Linked DNA regions of Mus musculus: region 2 is linked to region 1. Evidence: chromatin loops called from intact Hi-C (ENCODE). Cell type or tissue: heart. All regions are shown on one strand.

Region 1 (8,000 bases):
CATTCTGTGGTTCTCGGAACGGTGCATCGGTGGCCCACTTTTGACCCCCTTTTTTTCTTGGGGGGAGAGGCCCAATTCATAGATCAGGACAATAGCATTGTCTTAATAGCTCCCAACACAATTCCAGAGCGTTAGAGCCCATTAATGGTGGACCAAAAGCATAGTGGCAAGTGGCTGCGGCAGCAGCTGAGAACTCACATCTCAACACACAAGGAAGAGGCAGAACGGGAGCTCACAACTCAGCACACAAGCAGAAAGAAACTAACTCAAAACGCACAAGTCTTCTGGAACCTCAAGGCTCAAGCCCAGTGACACGCCTCCCCCAGCAAGGCCACACCTCCTAATCCTCCACTAATAGTCCCACCAAGTGACTGGAAGCCTAGTTTTTACTCTACAAAGCAGTGGTTCCATATCTGTGCCAGCGTGTTGATTTGCTTATTCTCTACATATTGCTCTTAGAGACCTCAAATTTTGTTCTAAATCTTTCAACTTTTTAGGACCCTAATATCTGTGGGACATAAAACCATGCCAGGAAGTTTGAGACCTATGCAGGTTGAGACCCAGAGACTCAGTGGACACACCTGAGACTTAAGCAACTTCCTGCCCTTGCCAGACCCCTGGCCTGGAACACCCACCATGCTTCTCACTTAAAAGAAACTTGTCCTATGGTCATATAGGCCCAAAGCAGAGTTCTCCATGCTAATGAGGTACCTAGAGGCCCAGAAGGCTTCACCAATAAGCTTTCCTTCCCAAACACTCCTCCCTGTAAAAGGCACTGAATCTCAGTTCCACTCTGAGTAGTAGGATATGGTTTTATGCATTCATTTTCTTCCATGACAATAAACTATTTAGAACCATGCATGAACTGTTTCTTTTATCAAGATCTACCATAGTAAGTCATGAAAAAGGCATTCAACTACAGAGACACAACTTAATTCTCCTGCAAAAAGCCTCTCTGCACGTCCAATGACAACCACTATGAAGCCTGCCTCTGCCAATCTGAGGACAATCACCCATGGGACAAGCCAGAGCTCCCCTTTCTCCTCCCCCACCCCCACCCCTGGATTAGACACTGGTCCCAACTCTGTGGGCCTCCAAATCTGTTCTTGGCTCTTCTGTGATTGATTCTCAGCTGTGCCTGGATGTATGTCCAAAAGTCTGAGAAACCCACAGCCCTGGCCTCATCGCAGGCCCAGGGACCCCAGAACCAGTTCCAGCTTTCCCACATCTCAGACTGTGGTTTCCCACCCCTGAAGCTGTGTCTTGGTGCTTCCCTACAGCACTGCACCCATCCCACCAGCTGTAGACACAGTCAAACTCTCCAAGAGGCCATGCCCAGCGGACGCAGACCAACATATATCCATGCACTAGACTCCACTCAAGTAAGCATGCAGTCGCATACTTCACAGAGAAAGACAGCCTTACTGGGTTGTCCCAGACTGTCCACCCAGGTTTTTCTTCTACATAGTGAATTCAGTCTTGGTTGTGTGCCTCAGCATTTGCTGGAGGAGCCATATTCCTAAAAGGAGTAGGCTAAGGTAGTGAATACACTCTACATCTCTTTTGTGGTATATATTCATCATAATTTGATGGATATCTTAGGATCTGTGCATTTTCTTATAAGTAACTTATAACTAAAAATTTTAAAGTGGGAAGCAATGCTTAATACTTGCTGATTGGGAAAGGCAGAGAAAATTGGAAAAGACAGAGCAATTATATCACTTTCACCTTGGACACTAAACCAACCTATTTCCCTTGGCAAGGGTAGGATAGAGAGGAGATAAACAAGCCCCTCCACTCTGCGCAGATAGCACCATGTGCTCATGTAAAACAAGTGGAAGCAGAGCTTGGCTCTCCCAAACTCCAATTTACATTTATAAAATGGGGGGAAATTGTGCCTGTTAAGAGTTAAGAACTGCCGGGTGGTGGTGGCGCACGCCTTTAATCCCAGCACTTGGGAGGCAGAGGCAGGCATATTTCTGAGTTCAAGGCCAGCCTGGTCTACAAAGTGAGTTCCAGGACAGCCAGGGCTACACAGAGAAACCCTGTCTCGAAAAAAAAAAAAAAAGAGTTAAGAACTACGTGGGATTTTAAGAGTAGATAACTAATGGGGTTTGGGGCGATAGATCAGTTATTAAAGTGATTGCCTTATAAGCACGACAAGCAGAGGCTGATCCCCCAGAACCTATGTAAAAATGTGGGGCATGGTGTCTCATTTTTATAATGCCTGTACTGGGGAGATGGAGACATGGGAATCTCTGGGGCTGTCAACCGCTGGCCAGTCTGGCCTGGGTGGCAAGTCAACACTGGTGAAGGGTATGCACAGTTCCTGAGTCACCTGAAATTGTCAAATTGTCTTCTGGCCTCTGCAGATATGCACAGTCGCTTTTATTTTCTTTCTTTCTTTTCTTTACTTTTTTTTTTTTTTCCTGTTGTTGAGGATTAAAAAGTAATGTTCGGAGGTGGCCCTTGGCTAGACGCACACAGGTACAAGTAAGCATTGGTTGCCATCATTTATTGTAAAAGGTAAGCTATTCTTCAAATCACCAGCCTGCCATTCCTTCCTAAGTTGGTGACTCAGTAAATACTCCCCATACCTGCCTAGCTTGTGACCTTCCCTCCCCCACTTCTGGAGGTTAACTTCAATGAAGTAACTGCATTCTTCTTTATGGATATGTAAAGCTACTTGGAAACAAGGCTCAGAGACACAAGAAGCTCAGCGACGGAGCCGGCTGAGGCCAGTGCGGGCGGGTCAGGCCACCTCATGCCACAGTCACCGCGAACTCATCCCTCCACCCCACCCCCGTCACTTGGCTGACGGGCGTGCCAGCAAGTCGTAAGATAGTGGCCGCCAATCCGCTCCGGGCCACTGAGCGAAGTCCCACGTGATCCGCGCCGGGCCTGACGTCACGAGACCGCCGCCCTGCCCTCCGAGCCTGAGGTCGCAGCACGCTGAGTGACTTGGAATTCGGGTGCCGGCGGTCACCGAGGTAGATAGAGAGATGGCTGCCGCTCTGCAGCGCATCGAGCAGCTGTCCAGTCGGGTGGTGCGCGTGTTGGGCTGCAACCCGGGTCCCATGACCCTGCAAGGCACCAACACGTACCTGGTGGGGACCGGCAGCAGGTAAACGCCACCCCCGAGCCCCCGCAGCTCACGCAGTCACGTGGCAGGGAGGCAGCGAGAGGCCAGGCTAGCCCCCAGCGCGTCCCCGAGCTCTGCGGAGGACAGAGGGTGTAAGAAAAGCACAGGCTTCCCAAGTCTGACTCACAGTTTACTTGCTGTCTCGCTGCCCGCAGGTGGTGACCGAGTGAGTTTACCGTAGCCTGTGTGTTAGTGCACACTTGAAATCCAGTGTTTGGAACGCAGAGGCAGGAGGTCGCCCCCAGTACGAGGCCATCCTAGGCTACATAGCCACTTTCAGGCTTGGTTGGGTCATATAACTAGGCCCTTAAAAGTTTACTGTAAGCAATTGACTATACTAAATCCAGTCTCTTACAGTAGAGGGCAGAATTTGCTTCTAGTTCAACCGGAGTCTAAACCCGACAGAGCAACCCAGCCTGTGGGTAGGAGAAACTAACTCTTGCTTTTTCTACTAATCGTGTATGACAAGCATATCTTGTTTGCGTTTAAAGTCTCTATTATATTAACTCTTCTAGAGTAAAGGATATTTACAAGCATCGGACTCTAAAAGTAGACATAAAAGGTTTAGCCCAGAGTGAATCAGGCCAGGGGAAAGTACGGGACCTTTAGGCTTCCGGCATGCTTTTAGCAGCAGAGTGCCTAACCTCTAGAGTATGGTCTGAGCCCAGGACAATCTCTTCGATGTGCCACTTTAAACCCATTCTGAAGTCAGCACCTAAGCCGGAAATTGCAAATAGTCTGAATAACCCTGGAGAATGCCCTGCTGGAGTTTGCTGTATGGTTCCAGGACATTCAACACAGCCTGCTTTTCTTCGAGGGTTAAAATAGATGGCTGGTTTCTATGCAAACTGGATGAAGAAGTTACTAAGATGAACAGTTGCTAAGCACAAATGTTCACTGGAATCATATATTGTACTTAAGTAATAGTTTTATTTTTATAGGCTCTTTAGGTAGTAAGTAATGGTAAAATAATTAACGTGCAGATGATGCTACTCAAACTAAAGGGTGATTAGAAACAAATATTAACTGGGTCCAAAGCAGATGTTCAAGACTTGTGTCCACTGCTCCGCATCACAAAAAGGTCTAAGATGATAGGTGGCACTATATCATTGAACTCATTTTTACACTTCTGTTTCTGCTAACTTTGGGGCTCATTGGCCAATCCCTCCTTGCTGACACAACATCCTCTCTAGCTGCTGGTCTCTCATTCTCCATCTTTATCAGAGTTTTGTACTTCTCTAAATGCAATCCTAACTTCATGCTATTCAGTTACAGTTGTGTGTCATGCATGCGTATGTGTGTGTGCAAGTGAGTGTGTATGTGTGTGTGTGTGTGTTTTCTTAACTCTCCCCCATTACCTGTGCTCTTCAGACTGAACCCTACTAAAGTGAAGCACAGGCCTTCCTGAGTTGATCTTATAAACAGAACCATCACTGTATTTGAGCAAACAAAACGCTTAAACACTCCTTAACATTTTTCTCCTCCTGGCACACATCCAAGCCATCTTGGCAATGTGGTTTTGACTTCTATTAACCCATTCAGTTCTTGCATAGATGTCTGCACTAACCTCCTAACTGGGTTACCTGCCTCTGCTTTTATCCCTCAGCCCATTCTCCCAAAGGCAGCCATCTTGTTCACCCTCTGGCCCAGCCATGCAGCCTTCCTAGTGTCCCAGATGAGGCATATTTCGCCCTCCAGACTTTAAGTTCTCTTCCGATTTTTTCCACTTCACTCACTCTTTAGAGCTCACGTAAAATGTCAGTTCCTTGTGGAAGTTAGCCCTGACCTCTTAGACAATATTGTAATGCACTGTAGGTTTTGTGGTGTTTATCTCAACTGTAGTTTTTGGTTTTTGGTTTTAAGTTTAAGGTCTGTAATGTATGAAATCCACTGTCTCTCTCTACTTGGTTATCCCACTGTAATGGAAGATGAGCCAAGGTTTATTTTCATATTCCCAGCCCCAAGCCTTGGACAGCAGAAGTGGCATAGTGAATCCTTACTGAATATTTGCTTACATTTTTTTTCTCTTAATTTTTGCTTTTGTTTGCTTCTTGGAGTACTGACAGCTTTAGCTGTCCTTTGTCCTTTGTTCTGGTCAATTTGTAGACATCACAGTTCACTAAAACCCTGGTAGACCTACCCTGACATTAAAATGCCCTTACTCAATAGTCTTTTCCAGGGTATATAACAGTCTTCCTCTGTTCAAGAGCCACTGATGGCTGAAATTCTAACCTTCCCTGTCTAAATGACTTTGAGGACAGATTTTGTGTACTATAGCAGAAGAAAGGGCCGTATAATTTAAGCTATTTTCAGTGTGGATATTACTTTGAGAACTTCGTATTTTGAGTACTGTATTTATAGGATTTGTTCCTCCCTGTCCTTCCTCCAACTTCTCTCCGATTCGTGGACTCTTTTATGTAAGTGTCATGGTTACATATATAATTATATAAACACCACCTGCTGAGTGCTTTCTTTATTGCTCCTATGCATCTGTTTAGGACTGACCACTTACTATGGTGTGTGTGTGGGTGGGGGCTCCCTGGAGGATTCACTGATTCTTCCCAGCACCATTGACTGCCTGTAGCTCTTTCTCTAGGGCTGCAGCCTTGTGAGACTTCTTCCATCCATGTTAGCATGTCAGCTGCTATTGTCATTTTTCAGGTCTTGTTTAGCCAGCGATCATATGGTTGAAATTTCATGAGTGTTGTATGTGGAAAACACTGTCTTGGAGCAGACATCCTGATTCTCTTGCTTTTACAAGTCTCCCCAGCCACCTTCCTCAGTATTCTCCAACCCTACATGTTGGGGTTGTATTGTAGATGCATCAACTAGGGTTGGACACTCTGGTCAACCACCTTTGCCTGCTTTAGAATCTTGACTGTTTCCTCGCTTGTGAGACTTGGGGTGAGATAATTATCTCACTAACATGGTCTTTTATCTATACAATGAATTATATAAGATCTTTTTCATAGGGATATTATGCAGACACAATGAAATCTCAATAAAAGTATTAAAAACAAAATTTAATCCTGAGGAAAGCGCATTACAGTGTTGGTTATAGCTTCTGCTTCCTTGTACTACATTAACACTAGGCTCATAGTGTAAGGTGGTCAACAGTGCCGATGGTTTTGGGTGAGTGACAGCAAAATGGACAAAGGGCAGTTAATAGATATCTGAATATTGATATAATATTTCATTAATATAAAATTCCTATAAAACAATTGATTCTACTAACTCAGTTGAGTATTTCTCTATTCATATAACAGATCATGTGTCTGAATTGTTCCGGGCACTGAGTTCTGCTTAATGAATCACTCCTAGGCCTCTGCAGATCCATCTACAGTGTTCTCTTGAGCTCTTTATGAATACAGCTTGCATTTGCAAAGAGACCTCCTGATGTAGGGCTGCCGTCTATGACTGTAGGTAGTGGAGTGATCCACACACTCAGAGATGACTGAACCTCACAGTAACTGTGCTTGGACATTACACAGCGAATGACCAGAACTAGTTTTCTAATCTAGAGCTGAGGCATTATGCCATGAGGAATGATTTCAGTGCTAGCTAAAGTAGTGCTGTCCCCCATCGTTGGACCTTGTATAAGCCTGAAAGACCTGGGATAAATCACTTAGCCTGTCTCAAGCCATGTTTCTCTACAAAATATTGCAATAAACTCCCTGGAGTTGATATGAAGAGTAAGTTATAATAAATATGAGTTTAGTTCTAAAATGCTGTGTTATATTTTCCTCCTTAATAGTTGTTCAAACTCTTTCTTTTTTTTCCTTCAATTTATAGCCTCTGGTTACTGCTCCATTCTGAGCAGGCTGTGTTTGTGCCAGGCCTTGGAGAAGTCCTGTTAGCCTCTATCCAAGAGTCCTTCCTTTGCTAGAACTGGTTAGGCTACCGAAAACAAACAAACAAAAAACTGCAAAGGCCTGGGAGCCACTTTCTCAACCCCCAAGAGGCTTTTTACTCAGACTTTGATCTGCAAAGAGACAACACAGGCATTCCAAAAGATCTGTGTTCTGTGTCAGCTAAAGTGTAAACCTGTTTATTCGCTCTGTTGGTTTTGTTATAACTTTTGGTCACTATGATATAGTCTGGACTATAACATTTTAAATTCAGTGTCAGATGTTTCAAAGCTGCTTCTTAGGAGGAGGGCAAGGCAGTGGTTTAAATGTGTTGATAAGGGACCATGATACAAGGCATGGAAAGATTCCTTTTAAAGACCTTAAGGCCTTCAGAGACCAAAAGTAGTCCAAGCTAGTTAAAGAGCAGTAAGAATTTGGAATAACATTTTAAAACACACAAACACAGAGACAGCAAAAATAAATAAACAAATAATTAGAATCATGGCCTAGGGGGTGTTTCACGATCTAGTTCTGTGTGTTTTAACTTTAGTGTGACTAAATGTACAGTGGGCCAGGCTTTCCAAATGTAGAAATACATCAATGAACTCCTCTAAGCCAAACAAGCAAGCTTCCTGCCCTCCGGGGCTCATGTTTGTATAGTGCTGAAAGGAAATTGATGTATTCCTGTATGTTGTGTAAATAATGCGGAATGTCAAATTCACAAGGCAAGCTCACCTCTGAACTGCCTGTCGTGTCTCCTGTCTAATGGCATACCCAGTGCTCCACCTAGAAGGCTCCAAGTGATTGACCTTTTCCCTTTCCTGCAGGTCCTATTACTTATGCCTTCTAAAAGTCCTTTAAGCCATTGCAGGCCCTAAGGATTCACTTGGTAGGGCCATACGCTCCCTCCAGCCAGTGTGCCCACTTGCGGAGGAGTTTACAGTATACTTCTGAAGTCTATCCAGCTGTCTCCTCAGTAAAGATTCATCACAATGTCACTCTCCTCCTCC
Region 2 (8,000 bases), 70 kb after region 1:
GAGAGAGGCAGAGAGAGAGAGAGGGAGAGAGAGAGAGAGCGCTGTTTTACTTACTTCCTGTTGCTCTGATAAAGCACCATGACCAAGGCAACTTACAAAAAGATGAGTCTATTTTGACTATGGTTCCAGAGGGCTAAGAGTCCATCACTGCAGGGAGACAAGACAACAAGCAGCAGGCATGGTGGCAAGAACAGGAAGTAGAGAAACCACATCTCAGCCATAAATGCAAAACAGAGAGAGAGAGAGAGAGAGAGAGAGAGAGAGAGAGAGAGAGAGATGACTGTACAATCTCAAAGCCTGTTCCCTGACACACTTCTTCCAGCAACGCATATCTCCTAAACCAATCCAAACAATGCCAGCAACCAAGGACCAAATGCCTGACACTAGGGGGGTGGGGGTGGAGGGGCATTTCTCATGCAAACCACAACCAACTGGCAAGGCATCTCTCTGCTTCCTGACTGCTCACACGACTTCCTCACCATGACAGACTACATCCTCTAAGCCAGGAACCACAATAAGCCCCTTTCCTTACACTGCTTTGACCATGCATTGCATGACATAACAAGAGAAGTCACACACTTGCTTATGTTCTTCTATTCCAGGTATGAACTCTAAGAAGAAAAATCTTGCTCACAGACTCGTACGCAAGACTTGATTGATGCATTACAAAGTCCCCCTTACACATGCTCAAGATTAGTATATCTGAAGCATATATTTCAAGTAATTTTTGATATTTGGCTCTTTGGTAAAATTTGTCAGAGTTTCATTCTAGTCTATGGAAAGTCTTTTTCAATGAAACTGGCTGTTTCAATAAATTTCAATTAAATCTTAAAGGTCGAATGCGGTGGCACATTCCTCTAATCCCAGCAGTCAGGAGACAGAAGCAGGCAGATAAATGTCTGTGAGCAAAAGTACACCCAGAGCCCCATAAGAAAGAGCTGATCTAAAAAGAAAACTTGACAATATAGCACCAGCTCACAGGAGAAGCAATGCAAAGAACACTGGTCTAGTCCTCCAGAAGACAGATTTTCAGCCAGAATACAGCATTGCCACTTCATAAAAAAAATGGGTAGGTTCATCAGCTTTCTGTCATTGTGGCAAATAAATATCTGGTAGAGACAACATAAAGGAATATATTTCCTTTCATTCTTGATGACATTTGCAGGGGTTCTAGTCTGTGGTTGCTTGGCCCCACTCATCATGGCCACCTCATGGTGACCACCACCAGGGATGGGAGGGAATAAAGCAGCTGCCTATCCAGGAGAGAGAGATGGAGGGAGGGAAGGAGAGAGAGAGAGAGAGAGAGAGAGAGAGAGAGAGAGAGAGAGAGAGAGAGAGAGAGAAACAGAGACAGAGAAACAGAGACAGAGAGAAACAGAGACAGAGAGAGAGAGACAGAGAGAGAGACAGAGAGAAAGAGAGAGACAGAGAGAGAGAGAGAGTCCTGGAGGCAAAGGAAGTCAAGGATGTAGGAAAGGCAGCCGCCATACTCCCAGCCCAGCCAGGCTTAGTGGTTCAGAGCTATCATCTCAACATTCGGGAGGATGAGCCAAGAAAACTGCAGTGAGTTTGAAGTCGCAGGACCCTATAGAGTTTGAGACCAATTTGAGTTAAAAGAGTAAGACCCAATCTAAAATACAAAAAAAAAAAAAAAAAAAAAAAAAAAAGCAACAAAAGTAGGAAGCCCCCAAGGACGTACTTCCCGCATGACCTCACTGCCCAGAGCTTCTATTACCTCACAATAGCCCATCAGCCCTGGATGAAGCTTTAATACACAGTTTTGGGGAACATTTAACATCAGAACAGTAACACTGTACAGGTAATCTGTACAAGGTTTCTTTTGGGGATTAAATATACACATACTAAGGTTGTGTTAACAATTGTGCAACTCTGTAAATACATGATAGCCAATAGGAACATACACCTTAAATTAGTGAACTCTATAATTTTTATATCCAAGCTCTGTTAGAATATAGTGTGATCATAAGATCAGGTTGGTTTGGTCAGCCTTGGTATCTGTGAAGACTTGAAGGAACCACAAACTCTGCTAGGTAGAGAAGACAAGAAAATGTTCCAGACAAAGACAAAAAATGACACAAAGGCAGAAAGGAGTTTGGGAAAGCATGCCATAGCTTCTTAGTCTTCCGCAATGCAAATCAGAGTCAGGAGTGGGGGAGACTGAAGGACAAGACCAAGCCTGTTTTGGGCAAGCAGGACCAGATCATGAAAGGATAGTTTTCCATGAAAGAAAAGGAGAAAACAGGAAAGAACAGTGCTTTCACAAAGAACATTCTAGATGGGGAGCAAGTGGGAACTGACCTGGAACTAAGTAAAACACAATGTTAACCAGAAAGGAAAATAATAGCTAAGTCTAGTGCCCCGCTCTCTTGAGCCTTGAAGAAGCCCCTTGGATAATTGAGGTGGACGCCATCACCCTCCCAACAAATGAAACCTACTGGCTTTGCTTCCTCGTCAGCTGTCCTAAGCTTCTCCTCCTGGTGCTTCAGCTCCACTTAACACATTGCACTTTTAAAATATTTTAAAAAGATTCTCTCTCCAGCATGAGAATGTAAGCCCATAATGATCAGTTAATTTGACATTTCCCTTATGTTCTGAATCCCCAGTGAAGTTTCTACTAGGTCAACTCTCTATCCTTACTTGTTGAGCCAATGGATACATAAGTAAGGGAATTGAGCCTCATAGAAGTAACTTGTCTGTAGAAACACAGGCAATAAGTTGAGCATAATAATAAATTGACGCAATAACCACTTTTTTTTTTTTGATTTTTCAAAACAGGGTTTCTTTGTGTAGTCCTGGTTATCCTGGAACTCACTCTATAAACCAGGCGGGCCTCGAACTCAGAAATCCGCCTGCCTATGCCTCCCAAGTACTGGGATTAAAGGCCCGTGTGACCACTGCCGGCAGTAACCACCTTTTTAAACTACCATGATTACACTGGAAATGTAATATTCCAGGCCAGGCCCCCTCCTGGCTATACTATAGCGGTGGGAATAGGGAAAGAGACTGAATTGCCTGGATTTGGTGCTATATTAGATGTCAAAAGGCTAATAAAAAGATGCAACCTAGGATTTTAGCTTCTGGACTGGGCAAGTAGTGCACTTTTTCAGAAAAAAATAAATACCCCGGGTTAAACAGAAGTAGGAGAGTGGAGGATTTGGCAAGGGATCCCTTTTCACGATTTCTTGGGATTCCTAAGTAGTGTTAATACCATGTAACAAGTAAATCTAAACTTCCAGTGGGGACCGGGGAGTTGGACAGGACAGAAAAGAGCTTAACTCTGAGGTAAGCAAGCGTTTAACACTTAGGGGATTTTTGGTTTGGTTTGGTTTTGGTTTTTGATTTTTGACTTAGAAACAAGATGCTTCTATGTAGCCCTGGATGGTATTAAACTCAGAGCACTTCTCCTGCCTCAGCGTCCCAAACAATGGGACTACAGGAGTCAACCACTAGCTCATCCACAGCAACGTTGGAAGGCTCAAACTCGCGAAAAGCCCTTGAACAAGCAGGCTACTTCGTTTTTCCAAATTTTCTAGACGGTGGCTATCGCTTACACAAGTGGCCAACAAGTGTGGAACGTGGTAGCACCAAGGCCAGGGTGGGTCGGGAGGGCGCGAAGGCACCCAGCAGCCGTGCATGCTGCAGCAGCACGCGAAGGTATGAACCATTCCCAGGAAGCTCGCGCCCCAAACGACTCCCAACTCCCAGCGCGAAACCTCCGCGCGCCACTCGCGTTCCGCGACCTCCAGCCCACAGGGGGCGCTGTGGGCCACCAGGTGCGGCCACGGCGCGAGCGCGCGGTTTCTTCCTGGTGCGCATGCTCGCCACCGCTGCAGGCTGGCCTTTTTTTTTTTTTTTTTTTTTTTTTTTTTTTTTTTTTTTTTCTCGGGCCGCCCCGGCGGCTGCGTACTGGCTGTGGGATGGGAAGTGAAGCCCCAGCGAGCGGCTGCGGCGGGGCTGTGCGGAGCAGCCAGCGGGAGGCGGCGGCGCGGCGGTGAGCAGCCGAGAGCTCGGAGCGGGGCGGAGGAAGCACCTGCAGGCACAGGCGGCGGCTCCACCATGGCGATTCGCAAGAAGAGCAACAAGAACCCGCCGCTGCTGAGCCACGAATTCTTGCTGCAGAATCACGCGGACATCGTCTCCTGCCTGGCGATGCTTTTCCTGCTGGGGCTTATGTTCGAGGTGAGCCCTCCTTCCCGGACCCCGGACCCCTGGCCAGGCCCGCCGACCCTAGCGTACCCGGCCGGAGCTGCGCAGCCCCCCGCGGCCCTGCAGCCCTGGCCCGGTCCGGCCCGCCGCCCCCTCCCGCGCCGCGCAGTTCCTGCTTCCCGCGAAGGGTTACGTGGCAGCCGGCGAGGGGCCGGCGGGGGTGGCGGGCGCGGCCGTGCTGGCCCTGCGCGATGGGCGGACCCGGGGCCGGGGCAGCGGGGCCGGATGACTAACAGGGACCCCTGCTCGACCCCGACCCACGGCCTCGGCCGCTGCCTGCGCGGAGGGCGAGGACCGGGTGTTCGAACCCGGTGGCCCCCTGCCCGCCGACGGCCGCTCGTCCAACTTTCCGCCTGGGCTCTGGACTCTGGGTTCCCGGAGCATCGGGTCTGATCCCGATGCGAGGCTCGCAACAGCTGTGTTGAGGAGTTGAGCGATTTCCTTTCTTGAAGCAGAGGCGATGAGACTGTCAGGAGTGTGTAAATTCTCTTCCCACAGATCTGAGTATTTTGATGACTTATTTAACAGCTGTTGAATGTGGGTAATAAAGTTTGCAAGGTGAACCTGTAACATCCTACGGGTTTTTTTTTTTTTTCCACCTTCCTCAGTACTTCCGCCCACTCCCCTCCCCCTTCCATTTTTTTTTTTTTTATCTGTAAGCCACTGAGTCTCATTAAATATATTGATATATTGATGATTACCATTTTGTCTCCTCTCTCCCTGGCATGTAACCTAGTGAGGATAAATATTTTGTCATCCATTTTTACTAGTCTTTTTCCGCTGTGAAGAATCGAGCTTTAAAGGTTTGAGTTGAAAGCAAGGAACTAATGAAATGAGACAGCCAGTGATGAAAAGTGATTACGATTTTGTTTTTTGTTTTCCATGGAGCCAATTTGGTGTCATTAGATAATTTTCTATGTTATATGATGTTTTTTCTCTTCCAAAAGTCTTTTCTGAATCTACATGTAAGTACTTCTTGTTCTTGATAGTGTCACAGATGGTTGTAGCCACTTAACTAAGGAGGGTTGCAGGGTGAAGGGCAAATAGAACTAGTCAGAACGCTTACTAGATAACCCAACTCAGATACGCTGTTCATCCTCCCTTACATCGCTTGTACAGGCCTCACAGCTGCCGTTTGAGGAATCAGGTAATTCGGCTTAGAGAAGTTTGACAGTATTATATGAGTGGGTGGTATTTACATATCTAGGGTTTGATTGTGGCCCTGTAGTAAATGCTTGCTTTGATTATTGGTTGTAGCGTGAATCTAGGAGTTTTATGGCTGACCTGTACCTCGAGTCTTTAGTGCTTGGTGCTCTATTGCTTCTGCGTGGCTCAGAAGTATGGCTCTGGGTTCAGTTATAAGCAACATACACAATGTATGTTTGTAATCTCTGAATTTGTGAAAACTGTTTTCTTGCTATAGTATTAAAGGTACCTCATGGACGTGGCCAGTAGGCATTTGTCACCATATGCAGGAGAGTTGTGAATTCAAATCCAGTGGCAACTACATAGTGAATTCTAGCTCTGAAGACCACTGCTCACCTCCGCTTCTCATCCTGACAGCCCCTGCCTTCAGAGGTGTGCTGATCTGCTGAGCATACTCACAGGCTGTAAGGGAAGGAAAATTGACAGCAGAAGTCTGGACACTTAGAAATGCCACAACCTCAGTTTTTATATAAACTTCTGCCCTATTTTTCTAGGATGGTCACTATTACATTAGTGACTTTTTTTTTTTTTTTTTTTGGAGGTAGAGACTTTTTGTGTTGTCCTGGCTATCCTGAAATTTATTAATGTAGACCAGGTTGGCCTCAAACTCACAAGAACCACCTGCCTCTGCCTTCTGTGTGCCGGATTAAAGGTTTCTGACAGTAAGTGGATGCTTTAATGCTAACTAGAAGCTTTTAAATCACTCCAGAAAGGTGTGCTGTTAAAATGGTGAGCCGAGCAGAGCAGCTCGTGCAGGTCACTTATTCTCCTTGACCATATGGTAACGACGCACGCTCGTCGTTCAGGGGCAGGAGAAACTGACAGCGTGGGCTTTGGTGTGTGACTTTGAAAATAATTGCTACTTAATCTCAGTCTAACTTAGAAGTACAGCGTGCCTGTGTGCTGAAATAAGAGCGAGGATGGTATTTTGTGGAACTACTAAGCCTTTTGTGGACGAATACTGAGGAAATATTAGAGGCTTTGTGGTAAATAAATAAATTAGGTGTGTTACCAGCCAAACAGTCAAGCGCTTGGGAATACTCTAGAAGCCTGCACTCTGTAGCTGATTCAAGTTAGGGAATATGCGAACTTGAGTTTCCTTCTGTCTAAATGGGTTATCCAAAGACTTTAAGTTAACTGATCTGCATATTGCCTCTCTCAGTTTATGGCTAGTCCTTAGTAGTTCATCCAGGTTGGAAAACAGATGACAAAAGTTTTAGTGACTGTGTGTGTGTGTGTCTGTCTGTCTGTCTGTCTCTCTCTCCCTCTCTCAAGGTTGAGGAAGAAGTAATCTGTTTGAGGGAAATATTTGACTTTAAAAACTTTATGATACAAATCTTGTAAATAATGTTTTCTTTTCACAGTCAGTGTTGTCTTCAGAATGCAAAAATACTAATAGTGGTTTTGTATTTAAAGTAGGAAAAATTGAACAATAAAAAAAGATGTAAGAGTACTCTGGAAGCTTGCTAGGAGGGATAATATGGAAGAGTAAAAAGAGGTTCACAGACTAGTTCTGAAAGGAGGGCCTGTGGGAGGTTGGCCAGGGGTCTGCAGGAATACACAGGGATCTAACTTTATATCTAGATTTACGTGTGCACACTTGCACACACAGACCTTTGCACCATAGCACATGTGTAGAGATCAGAGCACTTACGGGAGTCAGGTCTCTTCTCTCAACATATGTGTTCTAGGGTTGAACTCAGATCAGCAGGTATGACAGCAGGGACCTTTCTCCACTGACCCACATGTTTTATTGCTGTTTGTTTTTAGTTTTTATTTTAAATTTTCTACATGTATGGATGTTTTACCTGCATGCATGTCTGTGCACAGCTTGTGTGCCTGGTGCCCTGGAGGTCAGAAGAGGGTCTCAGGGCCTCTGGACAGTTAGACAGTTGGGAACTGCCATGTGAGTGCTAGGAATCAAACCTGGATCCTCTGGAAAGGCAGCAAGTACTCTTAACCACTAATCCCGCAAGTTTTCTTTTTAAACAGAGCTTCTCTTAATGGCATTTCTGTATGTCTTGAAAAAAAATTTATAGAAACTAATGGAAAAGTGGAATTTGATAGAAATTCATTTACCCTTCATGAATCCAGTGTATACAGTAATCATGCCTACCTCTAACAGTACAGAATATGTCTCATCTTTATAACATCAGACACCAAGCCTCCAAATGATAGCCACTCAAAAAAAAAAAAAAACCCACTGAAATTTTATGACTTTTCATATGAAGACTTGGATCTCTCATTAAATGTAGTAACCTATGTAAGATATATCTAAATTAATTTCACTTTTTTCTTTCTTAAAAGTAGATAGTAGATAAATGTCCCAAAGGGCTATTTTTGCTTTTTGGTGCAGTGAGCGTCAGGGTGGTATGTTTAGAGTATGAACCAATGAGCCCTACTGCTAACTTGCCGAATGCAGCATTGCTGGATGAAAGGTGACGTTTGGGGAAGTGGGAAGGGCAAGAAGGTTGATTTCCTCTATACATTCTTCTGTGAGTATAGGTCCTATTTTTTTCTCCTCTCTTCCTGCCTAATGTCACATGCTAAGCCAGCTAGAAGCCAGA

The links. Peaks named below come from ENCODE experiments on the same cell type or tissue, not always from the same donor. Only the 100,000 strongest peaks of a DNase experiment are listed, where the experiment ranks them.
Region 2: a loop joins it to region 1, with 5 times the contacts of the local background. A loop is called at or near these places in 18 of 42 quality-filtered maps.

What each region holds. Positions count from the first base shown.
Region 1 is chr1:13,655,453-13,663,452 of GRCm38, reverse strand. It overlaps Lactb2 (lactamase, beta 2), which reads left to right and starts at 2,944. Exons shown (of 7, transcript NM_145381.2): 1 at 2,944-3,124. The coding sequence starts at 3,003. In heart, a CTCF peak has its summit at 3,492 (motif pointing right); a DNase peak (open chromatin) is centred at 2,902; H3K4me3 peaks cover 1,654 bases; H3K27ac peaks cover 1,927 bases.
Region 2 is chr1:13,585,800-13,593,799 of GRCm38, reverse strand. It overlaps Tram1 (translocating chain-associating membrane protein 1), which reads left to right and starts at 3,890. Exons shown (of 11, transcript NM_028173.5): 1 at 3,890-4,200. The coding sequence starts at 4,078. In heart, a CTCF peak has its summit at 3,776 (motif pointing right); DNase peaks (open chromatin) are centred at 3,789 and 4,339; H3K4me3 peaks cover 2,537 bases; H3K27ac peaks cover 2,248 bases.